Regions from separate parts of the Homo sapiens genome. Here region 2 is linked to region 1. A link is a loop called in an ENCODE intact Hi-C map of the cell type or tissue named here. Cell type or tissue: MCF 10A. All regions are shown on one strand. Each heading gives the region's core, and the rest is flanking DNA. Links, peaks and the distances in the headings are about the cores only.

Region 1 (5,743 bases), core at 349-5,348:
CAAAGACACAACATACCAGAATCTCTAGGACACATTCAAAGCAGTGTGTAGAGGGAAATTTATAGCACTAAATGCCCACAAGAGAAAGCAGGAAAGATCCAAAATTGACACCCTAACATCACAATTAAAAGAACTAGAAAAGCAAGAGCAAACACATTCAAAAGCTAGCAGAAGGCAAGAAATAACTAAAATCAGAGCAGAACTGAAGGAAATAGAGACACAAAAAACCCTTCAAAAAATTAATGAATCCAGGAGCTGGTTTTTTGAAAGGATCAACAAAATTGATAGACCGCTAGCAAGACTAATAAAGAAGAAAACACAGAAGTATCAAATAGATGCAATAAAAAATGATAAAGGGGATATCACCACCGATCCCACAGAAATACAAACTACCCTCAGAGAATGCAAACACCTCTACACAAATAAACTAGAAAATCTAGAAGAAATGGATAAATTCCTCGACACTAACTAAACCAAGACTAAACCAGGAAGAAGTTGAATCTCTGAATAGACCAATAACAGGCTCTGAAATTGTGGCAATAATCAATAGCTTACCAACCAAAAAGAGTCCAGGACCAGATGGATTCACAGCTGAATTCTACCAGAGGTACAAGGAAGAACTGGTACCATTCCTTCTGAAACTATTCCAATCAATAGAAAAAGAGGGAATCCTCCCTAACTCATTGTATGAGGCCAGCATCATCCTGATACCAAAGCTGGGCAGAGACACAACCAAAAAAGAGAATTTTAGACCAATATGCTTGATGAACATTAATGCAAAAATCCTCAATAAAATACTGGCAAACCGAATCCAGCAACATATCAAAAAGCTTATCCACCATGATCAAGTGGGCTTCATCCCTGGGATGCAAGGCTGGTTCAATATACGCAAATCAATAAATGTAATCCAGCATATAAACAGAACCAAAGACAAAAACCACATGATTATCTCAATAGATGCAGAAAAGGCCTTTGACAAAATTCAACAACGCTTCATGCTAAAAACTCTCAATAAATTAGGTATTGATGGGACGTATCTCAAAATAATAAGAGCTATCTATGACAAACCCACAGCCAATATCATACTGAATGGGCAAAAACTGGAAGCATTCCCTTTGAAAACTGGCACAAGACAGGGATGCCCTCTCTCACCACTCCTATTCAACGTAGTGTTGGAAGTTCTGGCCAGGGCAATCAGGCAGGAGAAGGAAATAAAGGGTATTCAATTAGGAAAAGAGGAAGTCAAATTGTCCCTGTTTGCAGATGACATGATTGTATATCTAGAAAATCCCATTGTCTCAGCCCAAAATCTCCTTAAGCTGATAAGCAAATTCAGCAAAGTCTCAGGATACAAAATTAATGTACAAAAATCACAAGCATTCTTATACACCAATAACAGACAAACAGCGAGCCAAATCATGAGTGAACTCCCATTCACAACTGCTACAAAGAGAATAAAATACCTAGGAATCCAATTTACAAGGGATGTGAAGGACCTCTTCAAGGAGAACTACAAACCACTGCTCAAGGAAATAAAAGAGGATACAAACAAATGGAAGAACATTCCATGTTCATGGGTAGGAAGAATCAATATCATGAAAATGGCCATACTGCCCAAGGTAATTTATAGATTCAATGCCATCCCCATCAAGCTACCAATGACTTTCTTCACAGAATTGGAAAAAACTACTTTAAAGTTCATATGGAACCCAAAAAGAGCCTGCATCGCCAAGTCAATCCTAAGCCAAAAGAACAAAGCTGGAGTCATCACGCTACCTGACTTCAAACTATAACAGCCCTATTTCTAAATAAGGTCACTTTCTGAGGTACTAGTGGTAAGCACTTCAACATATAAAATTTAGCGGGACACAGTTCAACCCATAACATGATTTTTCTATGTAATATAGTTTAGAAGTAGCTGGTTTGGACATATTTAACAAGTCCAGTACTTGGGAAATATGCTATTAAAATTTTTTCCATTATATTACAATTTATATAAATATACTTGGATATTGATGTTCTCTTTTTTGTTAATGGAAAATAAGCTGATTTTAGAATTTTAACAAAACCTCCAATACTTCTTATTTTACTTTACATCAAGGTTGGGTCAATATATCTACATTGAAATTTCCTCAGATAACCAAAATATCAGACATTAAGAAATAATCTAGGACATTGTGGAATTTTTTATGAGTATAAATGTTTTGATTAACTTTTGTGTAGCCATAATTATTAAGATACTCTTTCTAACTGAGGAGCTCCCTGTTTGCAATACTGAGAACCAGCTATGTACTACAAGGTCTAGAGATAAATGCCAAAGGTTGAGGAGAAAATATGTTTATACAAATCTCTAGAAATGGCATTTTGAAGTGAAACCTTGATGCCATTTGATTTGTTATAATTTTTTTCTTTACAATTTCATCAAAATAAAGATTCAAAAAGAAATGAATCTGGTTAACGAAGTCCCTGTTTGATTTTAATAAATCAAACCAATTTGGTTTTTTTATGAAGTTATGTTTAATTCATATTAAATCATTTTATTAAATGTCTGAGGAAAAAAATCTCAAATTTTAAAAACTTTAAACCATAAAGCAGCTCATCATAGAACATGTATTATTTTAGACTCTTGTGCTCATTAAACACAGAATTGGCAAACAATTTTGGAAATTGTATCATATATGGAATGAGAGGAGTTAAGACAACAACCTAAGTTATTGTCCGTAAAAGAAATTCTGCTTCCTAATTCAATAAGCCTTTAGAGAACCTAAGTTGCCACAGTTACCTCACTAAAGAAAAGACAAACAACGACACCTTGTGGCTAAAAACCTTCTTCCATTTTTGACAATTTTGAGTTTCCGAGGCTTGATACGAAGTTGTAGCCTTTCTAGATGAATACACAGCATTAGATAAAAGAATTATAAATATATAATAAAATTGAACATACATATTCAGTTTGTATGCTAATGAAATTAGATTTAAAAATAAAATTGATTTCAATAGCTCTGGTTTCTTTTTCCTATAAAAGTAACATTTAATGTGATTCAAAACTAACCATCTAAAATAAAATCGTAACAACAAATTACAAATGAGCATTTTAGTTTCTAGTAATGTATCCATTATTTAGTATAAATGTATATTGGTAAATTGGATAAACTGACAACCCGAGTACTTCCTACAGCTTTATGATTCAGCTAATAGAAACCATTATCACAATGCTCGTACCTGAAGCACCCAAAAAAAATAATTTCTAAGTCATAGTCCTTTGATCAAGACTCAAAAACATACAGCAAAAGGGAAAAATGTAATCTTTTTTTTCTTTTTTTTTTGAGTTGGACTCTTGATTTGTCACCCAGGCTGGAGTACAGTGGCATGATCTTGGCTAACTGCAATCTCTGCCTCCCAGGTTCAAGCAACTCTCCTGCCTTGGCCTCCCAAGTAGCTGGAACTACAGGCATGTGCCACCACACCTGGCTAGTTTTTGTTTTGTTTTGTTTTCTTGTTTGTTTGTTTTTTAGTAGAGACGGGGTTTCACCATGTTGGCCAGGTTGGTCTCAAACTCCTGACCTCAAGTGATCCGCTCACCATGGCCTACCAAAGTGCTAAGATTACAGGCATGAGCCACCGTGCCCATAATCATTAACTTTTCTTCAAACAGTTGTGTCGTCTGTCATAAATACCGAAGGTCCCATCATATTTACTCAAAATACTAAAAGACTAAAGAGAAAGACACTGTTTTTTCATGACCTCATTAATTTCTCAGTCTGGATTTAAGGCATTTTTATATGCCAAATCATTATTTAGGAGACCTATTAAAAGCCATCATTTTCTCACAGGAAGTGTTAAAATAAATAGGACGTTTTGAAAACTAGTCATTATATTTTGTATCTAGAAGTAGCTGGGGATAAGTGAGAGTCATGTAGATTTTCCCATGTTTGTCGAGATCCACTTGTCTTATGATACTGCTTCTGATCAAAATCATATGAATGCTTCTCAGAACCATTCCCTGAGAAAAAACATCTCCTCATCCTTTTAGTTTTGAATTTTTCTCTTTGTCCATTAGATCTATGACTTTATTGTAAACTACCTCAAATCCTTGGTGGAGCCAGCTGGTTAGGAAAACAAATTAAAATAATAAAGGATGAAATGAGTAATTATAGCTAGCACCTATGGAAAACTTACTGCATAAAACGCAGTGTTCTGAGTGCTTTACATGATTTAACTACAATTTCACTTCAAAAGCCTGTATGTATGTGGTAGATACTATCCCCATTTTATAGGTGGGACAACTGCGTCATTGATTAAGTATCTCACCCAGGGTTGCAGAGCTAGTAAGTGGCAGTTCTAGGATTCAAACGCGGGCAATTTTCTAAAGGCTGCTATCCTGATTCAAAAGGAGAGGGAAACACCATTGGTTTCCCAGCTTGGAGACAGTTCAGAGATGGATGCCAGTCATGGTGCAAACAGGAGACCTCAGACAAGCTACTCAGCATCCATAAACTTCTAGAGGCTTAAATGTATTTAAGCAATACATGTATTTTTCAAGAATTCCAGGATTCAGTGAGCTTTCTGGTAAAGCTTTGGCCAGAAGACCACCATCCTATTGCTTATAAATTGTTTGTTGAGGGGAACAAAGAGGGCATTTAAAAGGAACCAGTTCCTATATTCCACTTGGAAGTCTTGGGCTTCTAGGGAACAACCATGTTTTGATTCTCCAGATATCACGATCATTTAACAAATGAAATGCTGAGTCTGAGAAAAATAAAACTGAATATTACATTCGAAGTCGTTTTGCCCTACCACAATATCTTTCATGGCTCCAAGGCATGTCATCAAGTGCTCAAAATATCCTCTAAGGAACTTTCACTTAATTTGCTTGATTTTTAAATATATATTTTTAATTCACCTGATATTTGAAAGAGCCACAAATCCCACAAATTACTGTATTTACTCTGTGGAGCCTGGGGAATTTAGGATTAACTGAGCAGTTGGGGTGTGGGGGGTGGGGGTGGAAAGTGTTAAACTAAAAATAAAAAGGTTTAAAATGTTTTCCAAAATTCTTGAGCATAAGAATGTAGGATTTAGTACTCTAATTAATGGGATTAGATGGTTTAGAGGAGCTTGAAAATGGATAAACTGGAATTTTTCACAGTAAAGTAGACAATTCTAACTTCATTTACCTTAAAGTAGAAAAATTACATTAACTCATCTGTATCTCCAGAGTGCTGACACAAAGTGGATCTTGTTTATACTAAATAGAATAGAGAAAAAAATTTTCAAAGACTGGGCAAAGATAAAGCTGCAATAAAAGTCATCAGTGCTTGAAACACTCAAATGTTCCCTGAAGACTTGACTTTAAATTTCCAATTTAAATGGAAAAACTCTTAAACAGCATCACATTTACAATGGTGCACGCCAGTTATGTAATAGGAGGATAGACATAAATGCCAAAGGTTAAGTAAATAAATTGGTATTTATACACAGCTCTAGAAATGGTATTTTGAAATGAACCCTTGGTTTCTGTTTGATTTGGACCATCTCTCTTTCTCTTACTAATCCAGTTCAATCAAAACAAAATAAGGATTCAATAAAGACTGAATCTGGTTAACGAAGTTCCTATCAATTTCAGTAATTTAAACCAATCTGTTTCTTTGAAGTTATATTTAATTTATATTGAGTTATTCTATTAAATTTTTTAAAATCCTCAAACTTTAAAAACTCTTTTAAATATGCCACAGTTCACCAT
Region 2 (5,743 bases), core at 253-5,252, 120 kb before region 1:
TGAAAAGATATCTTGTGTTCGTGGGTTGTACAAATTAATGTAATTAATGTGGTTTTTTGTTGTTGTTTTTCTTTTTCTTTTTCGTTTTTAAGACAAAGTCTTGCTTTTTTGGTCTGTCACCTGGGCTGCAGTGCAGTGACATAATCATAGCTCACTGTAACCTCAAATTCCTGGGCTCAAGTGATTCTCCTGCCTCAGCTTTCTGAGTATGTAGGACAATAGCTGTGTGCCACTAGACCCAGCTAATTTATTTTTAATTTGGTAGAAATGGTATCTTGCTATGTTGCTCAGGTTGGTCTTGAACTCCTGGCCTCAAGCAATCCTGCCACCTTGGCCTCCCAAAGTGCTGGAATTATTGGTGTGAGCCACTGTGCCTGGCCCAATTAATATTGTTAAATGTCCTTGTAACCTAAAGTGATCTACAGATTTGACAAAATTGCTATCAAAATCCCAATGTTGTTTTTTATAGATATAGAAAAAACAATCTTATAATTCATATTTTCATATTTTAAAATCTGAATACAAAATTAATATTTTGTATTTAGAACTACAAGAAACATCAAACAGCCAAGATAATCATAGGTAGAATGAACAAAGCTACAGTCATCACACTACCCGATTTCAAACTATACTACAAAGTGATGGTAATTAATACAGCAAGGTACATGTATACAAATAGAGCTATCAATCAATGGAACAGAATAGAGCACAGAAATAGATTCACGTAACTATGGTCAATTGATTTTTAGCAAAGGTGCCACAAATTTATAATGGTAAAAAGGCAGTCTCTTCAATAAATGGTGTTGGAAAAACTGGATATCTATATACAAAAGAATGAAATCGAACCCTTATCTCACACCATAGACAAAAATCAACTCAAAATGGATTAAAGACTTAAACATAAAGCCTAAACTATAAAACTATTAGAAGAAAATATAGGAGAATATATATACAACATTGGCTATTACAATAATTTTTAAGATTTGACACCAGGAGTACAAGCAGCAAAAGCAAAAATAGACAAAATACATTAAAATAAAAAGCTTCTGTACAACAATGAAACAACAGAGTGAAAAGACATCATGTAGATTTGGAAAAAATATTTGTAAGCCATACATCTGATACAGAATTGATGTCCAAAATATACAAAGAACTCAAAACAAATCTATCACAAGAAAACAAATAATTTGATTAAGAAATGGGCGAGGGACCTGAATAAACATTTCTCAGAAGAAGACATATAAAATGGCTAACAGATACATGAAAAAATACTCGATATCACTAATCACTAGAGAGATTCAAATAAAACCACAATGAGATCAATTCCCATCTGTTAGAACTGCATTATCAAAAAGACAAAAGATAAAAGCTGGTGAAGATATGGAGTAAAGAGAACCCTTGTACTCTGTTGGTGGGAATGTAAATTATTATAGCCATTATGGAAAATTCTATAAAGGTTACTCAAATTCTAAAAATAGCATTACCACATGATTTAGCCATTATGTTTCTATTTACCTGAAATATTTGAAATCAGTACCTGGAGGAGATGTGTACAAGCTCATATTTATTGTAGCACTGTTCACAATAACCAAGTTATGGAATTGACCCTAAGTGTTCATTAACATGAAAGGATAAAGCAAGTGTAATATATATACACAATGAAATACTATTTCACCTTAAAAAAATAAAGGAGATCCTGTCATTGGCAAAAATATGGATAAACTCAGAGGGCACTGTGTTAATTAATAAAAGCCAGGCTTAGAAAGACAACCACCACATGACCTCACTTAGCTGTGGAATCCAAAACAAGGGATCTCATCGAGGCAGAAATAGTAGAATGGTGGTTACAGAGGCTAGAAGTTTGGGGTAATGGGGAGACAATAATCAAAGTACAAAGCATTGGTTAAATAGAATAAATGTTTGGGGTTTTTTTTTTTAAAGATCTTTAGCATGGTATGGTGGATATAGCTAATAACTGAGTACTGTACATTTCAGTATCACTATGAAAGTAAATTTCAAATGTTCTCAACATAAAAAAATTAAATATTTGAGGTGATGAATAGGTTAATTAGCTTGATCTAATTATTCCACATTGTATTAAAGATTATGATCTCACATTGTATTGTACAAATATATACAACTATAATAGTCCAATATATAATAAAACATTTTTAAAAAGAATTTTGAGGTTAGAAACTGCATGTAAAATTTCCCCAACGCCTCAAAATGATCGACTCTAATAATCATCCCTTCTAATCCAGCAGCCCATACTTTTGCAATTACCAATCTTTCTGACCCAAGCCTGACCCCTCTAATACCCTACATTATAAAAGTAACCCCTCGACAGGAGGTTCATCTTCATTCAACAATGAGGCAATAATCAAGAAAAAACTTGAAGACCAAAAGGCCAACAGGAGTTCACAAAATTCAATTAAGTCTGTTAGTTTTGAGAACAGATCAAAGAGGTTTAAAAGTATTCCATAAAATTCAGCTCATAAAGAACTGTTTTCATTTTATCCTTCCTTCCCTGTGTTTCCCAAAATATATACCTCTATTATAATAATGTCTTACTCTTTGGTATTCACCAATCTCAAGCCAATGATACTATATTTTTCTGACCAATTTTTAAATATTCCCATATGCTTAGCTCTTTTGCCATTGTTAACATTCATTTTCATTTCTGGATCAACCTATCTATGTTTTCCTTCCTTTGTTCCAACCTTATTGAACATTTCTTATTAAACACCAGGCACTGGGTATATCATAATGAAAATACAGACCTTGTCACCACCCCTAATATTTGCCATCTAAGGAAAACACAGATAAGTAGCAGGCAATTGTAATAATTGCTGTGATTGTGGACATAGTAACATACAGAATGACTACATCAGAATCATGTACGTCATGCCTAACCTGAATTTAACACATCAGCAAACCCTTGTGTAAGGGAGTAATGCTTAAGCTCTGTATGTCATGGGATGCAACTGTGATTTGCCCCTCTCACAAGCAGTTTAAATTGGTGGGATGGGAGTCAGAGTGGGATGTGAAGCTACTGTTGTAGGGGTGGGAAACATGAATCCCTTTTGTCCTTGACAATTCCAACACAGTTTGCTACAGAGAACATTTTTTTTTTCCTCCTTACATGGTCAATTTTCTGTGTCAGCCTGACTGAGTCACAGAGTGCCCAAACATTTGGACAAACATTATTCTGAGTGTGTCTGTGAGAAAATCTTGAGTAATACAAATGGATCTGATGAAATGGGATGTAACTATGTGTGCTTTCCAGCATCGAAGGCAGTTTGTAACTTCTGAAGAATGTAGAGCATTTTAATGCTATTTCCATCCCCACCCACAGCCCACTGATTAGTATTTCTTTTTTGTTTTTAGAAATAATTATTCCTAGAGCAAGATCTACCTGCTGTGTTATTTGCTCAGATTTGTCTTTGAGGCAAAAAGAATTCTGGACCCTAAACGAGTCCTCTTATGTGGGTCATTTTTTTAATACTATGTGTCTGTCATATTTATTTTTCAACAGCATACAAGAAGCTAAAATATTATAACTTTTGTTTTCGGTTGCTAGGGTTATAAGGATAGCAGTAGCAAGTTCAGAAATACCATCTACCATTATGCAAAAGTGACAACTATATCTATTCACTGACTTTGACAAAACAATAAAATAAAAGAACATTACTTGAAGGAATGCAGAAAATTAGCTTTTGCTATTTGCAATCTCCATATCACAATTCTTAGTGGTTAAAAAGATTCTGGCAAACAAATAGAAAGCTTGTATCTACATTACCCTCCTTGACACAATAAATACTTGATCACATTTATCCTTATGGTGGAGATTTTTTTCAAAAAGACATTACATATGAATGATAAACTGTCATTTTAACCATGTTTCAGCCCACAGATATTAAATCTAAGTAGCTTTTGATATTTCTACATCCTAAAACACACCCTTCTTCTATGCTTTTTGCCGCCTCTACTAAATGGAAAACATCTAGTACTAAATCAGTGCACATTGGTAGAGATGAGAAACATGCACTGTTGGTGGGAGTGTAAATCAGTTCAGCCATTGTGGAAGACAGTGTCATGATTCCTCAAAGACCTAAAGGCAGCAATACTATTCGACCCGGCAATCCCGTTACCAGGTATACACCCAAAGGAATATAAATCATTCTGTTATAAAGAGGCATGCACACATATGTTCATTGCAGCACTATTCACAATAGCAGAGACATGGAATCAACCTAAATGCCCATCAATGATAGACTGGATAAAGAAAATGTGGTACACATACACCACAGAATATTATGCAGCCATATAAAAGAAGAGGATCATGTCCTTTGCAGGAACATAGATGGAGCTGGAAGCCATTATTCTTAGCTAACTAACACAGGAACAGAAAACCAAATACCATATGATTTCACTTTTAAGTGGGAGCTAAACGATGAGAACACATGGACACATAGAGGGGAACAACACACACCGGGGCCCTTTGGAGGGTGAAAGGTGAAAGGATCTAGACTATGGATACTAGGCTTAATACCTGGATGATGAAATAATCTGTACAACAAACCCTCATGACACAAGTTTACCTATGTAACAAACCTGCACTTGGACCCATGAACTTAAAATAGAAGTTAACCTCCCCCCAAAAAAAGACATTAGGAAGATGCATATGTTAATTCTAATTTAATTCTTTATGGTTGCATAATTAATTTATCAATGATTCCTGAATTTACCTGGGCCTTTAGTATGAAAAATAAAGATTCAGCTAGAGAAAGGAAAGACATATGCCAGACTCATTAATTTTTTTAAAATATATATTTACTTGTAAGTATAAATTCTGTTGAATTTTAGTTTTAGATATTTACTGAAATTCAGTAAATATCATATTGAATTGAGGTGGCAGTGCAAAAATAGTTACAAAAATAGTTATTTTTCTCTTCCTTTCCAACTGCTCTCTATGACTTTGTATTCCAAAATTCACTTTTTACTACTGACATGCAAAGGCAACTAACATTGCCAAGGTATATCAATTCTCACTATGTTCAAAATCTTGGAGAACTGAAAAACAAAGATGGCTTTTTAATTGGTAAAAATCAAACATGTATTACTTTGATGGTACTTTTAGAGTTAGTCTCTGGAACCAATACATCAAATTCAAAAACCATTCTCACCTAGAAAAAGAATAAATGCAAATAAATGACATGAATGAAATTCATGAAATAAAAGTGCAAATGGACTTTGAGCTTCAGCAGTCAGATGTTTGTTTATAGGATGATGTTCAATGACTCAGAAAAGCCTGGCTAGCCGTGAATTCCCTGCACTGCACTCAGCTCTCCTCAGCTGCTCCCCTTCTGGAAGCAGCTCCATCAGGTAAAATTATGTGCCCGTAGGAGACATGAAAAAAAGAATTATGTAAAGTGGCAAGGCAAGGTCTTGCCCACAGGAGTGACAAATCAGAGAAATTGCACTCGTTCTAGCATCTTGGGAGACCCTACGACCCCACGTACCTTTTCCCTAGCACTAACTCAGAGACATTTCCTTTGCAATACAGAGGTAGCTTAGTTTTCTTTAAAGACTCACTCTTTCCACGCATATAGCACCTGATGACAATCTCCAACTCTTATCCAGTCAAGAGTATGAAATTCGCCTTCCTCACTTTCACAACTATCCATTGGCAAAACTGTACTCATTTTAAGCTTTTTTTTTTTTTTTTTTGGTCATCAGGATT

What was found. A loop is a pair of places that touch in the nucleus more often than their neighbours do. Peaks named below come from ENCODE experiments on the same cell type or tissue, not always from the same donor. Only the 100,000 strongest peaks of a DNase experiment are listed, where the experiment ranks them.
Region 2: it touches region 1 in a loop (9-fold over the local background); 5 of 110 quality-filtered maps call a loop at or near these places.

What each region holds. Positions count from the first base shown.
Region 1 is chr4:175,534,240-175,539,982 of GRCh38, forward strand. No RefSeq gene overlaps it. Among named protein-coding and RNA genes, the nearest start is that of GPM6A-DT, 250 kb to the right of the region's middle. In MCF 10A, for the core only: a CTCF peak has its summit at 2,805 (motif pointing left); a DNase peak (open chromatin) is centred at 2,802.
Region 2 is chr4:175,416,397-175,422,139 of GRCh38, forward strand. No RefSeq gene overlaps it. Among named protein-coding and RNA genes, the nearest start is that of GPM6A-DT, 370 kb to the right of the region's middle. In MCF 10A, for the core only: no CTCF peak of the experiment used is centred there; a DNase peak (open chromatin) is centred at 3,185.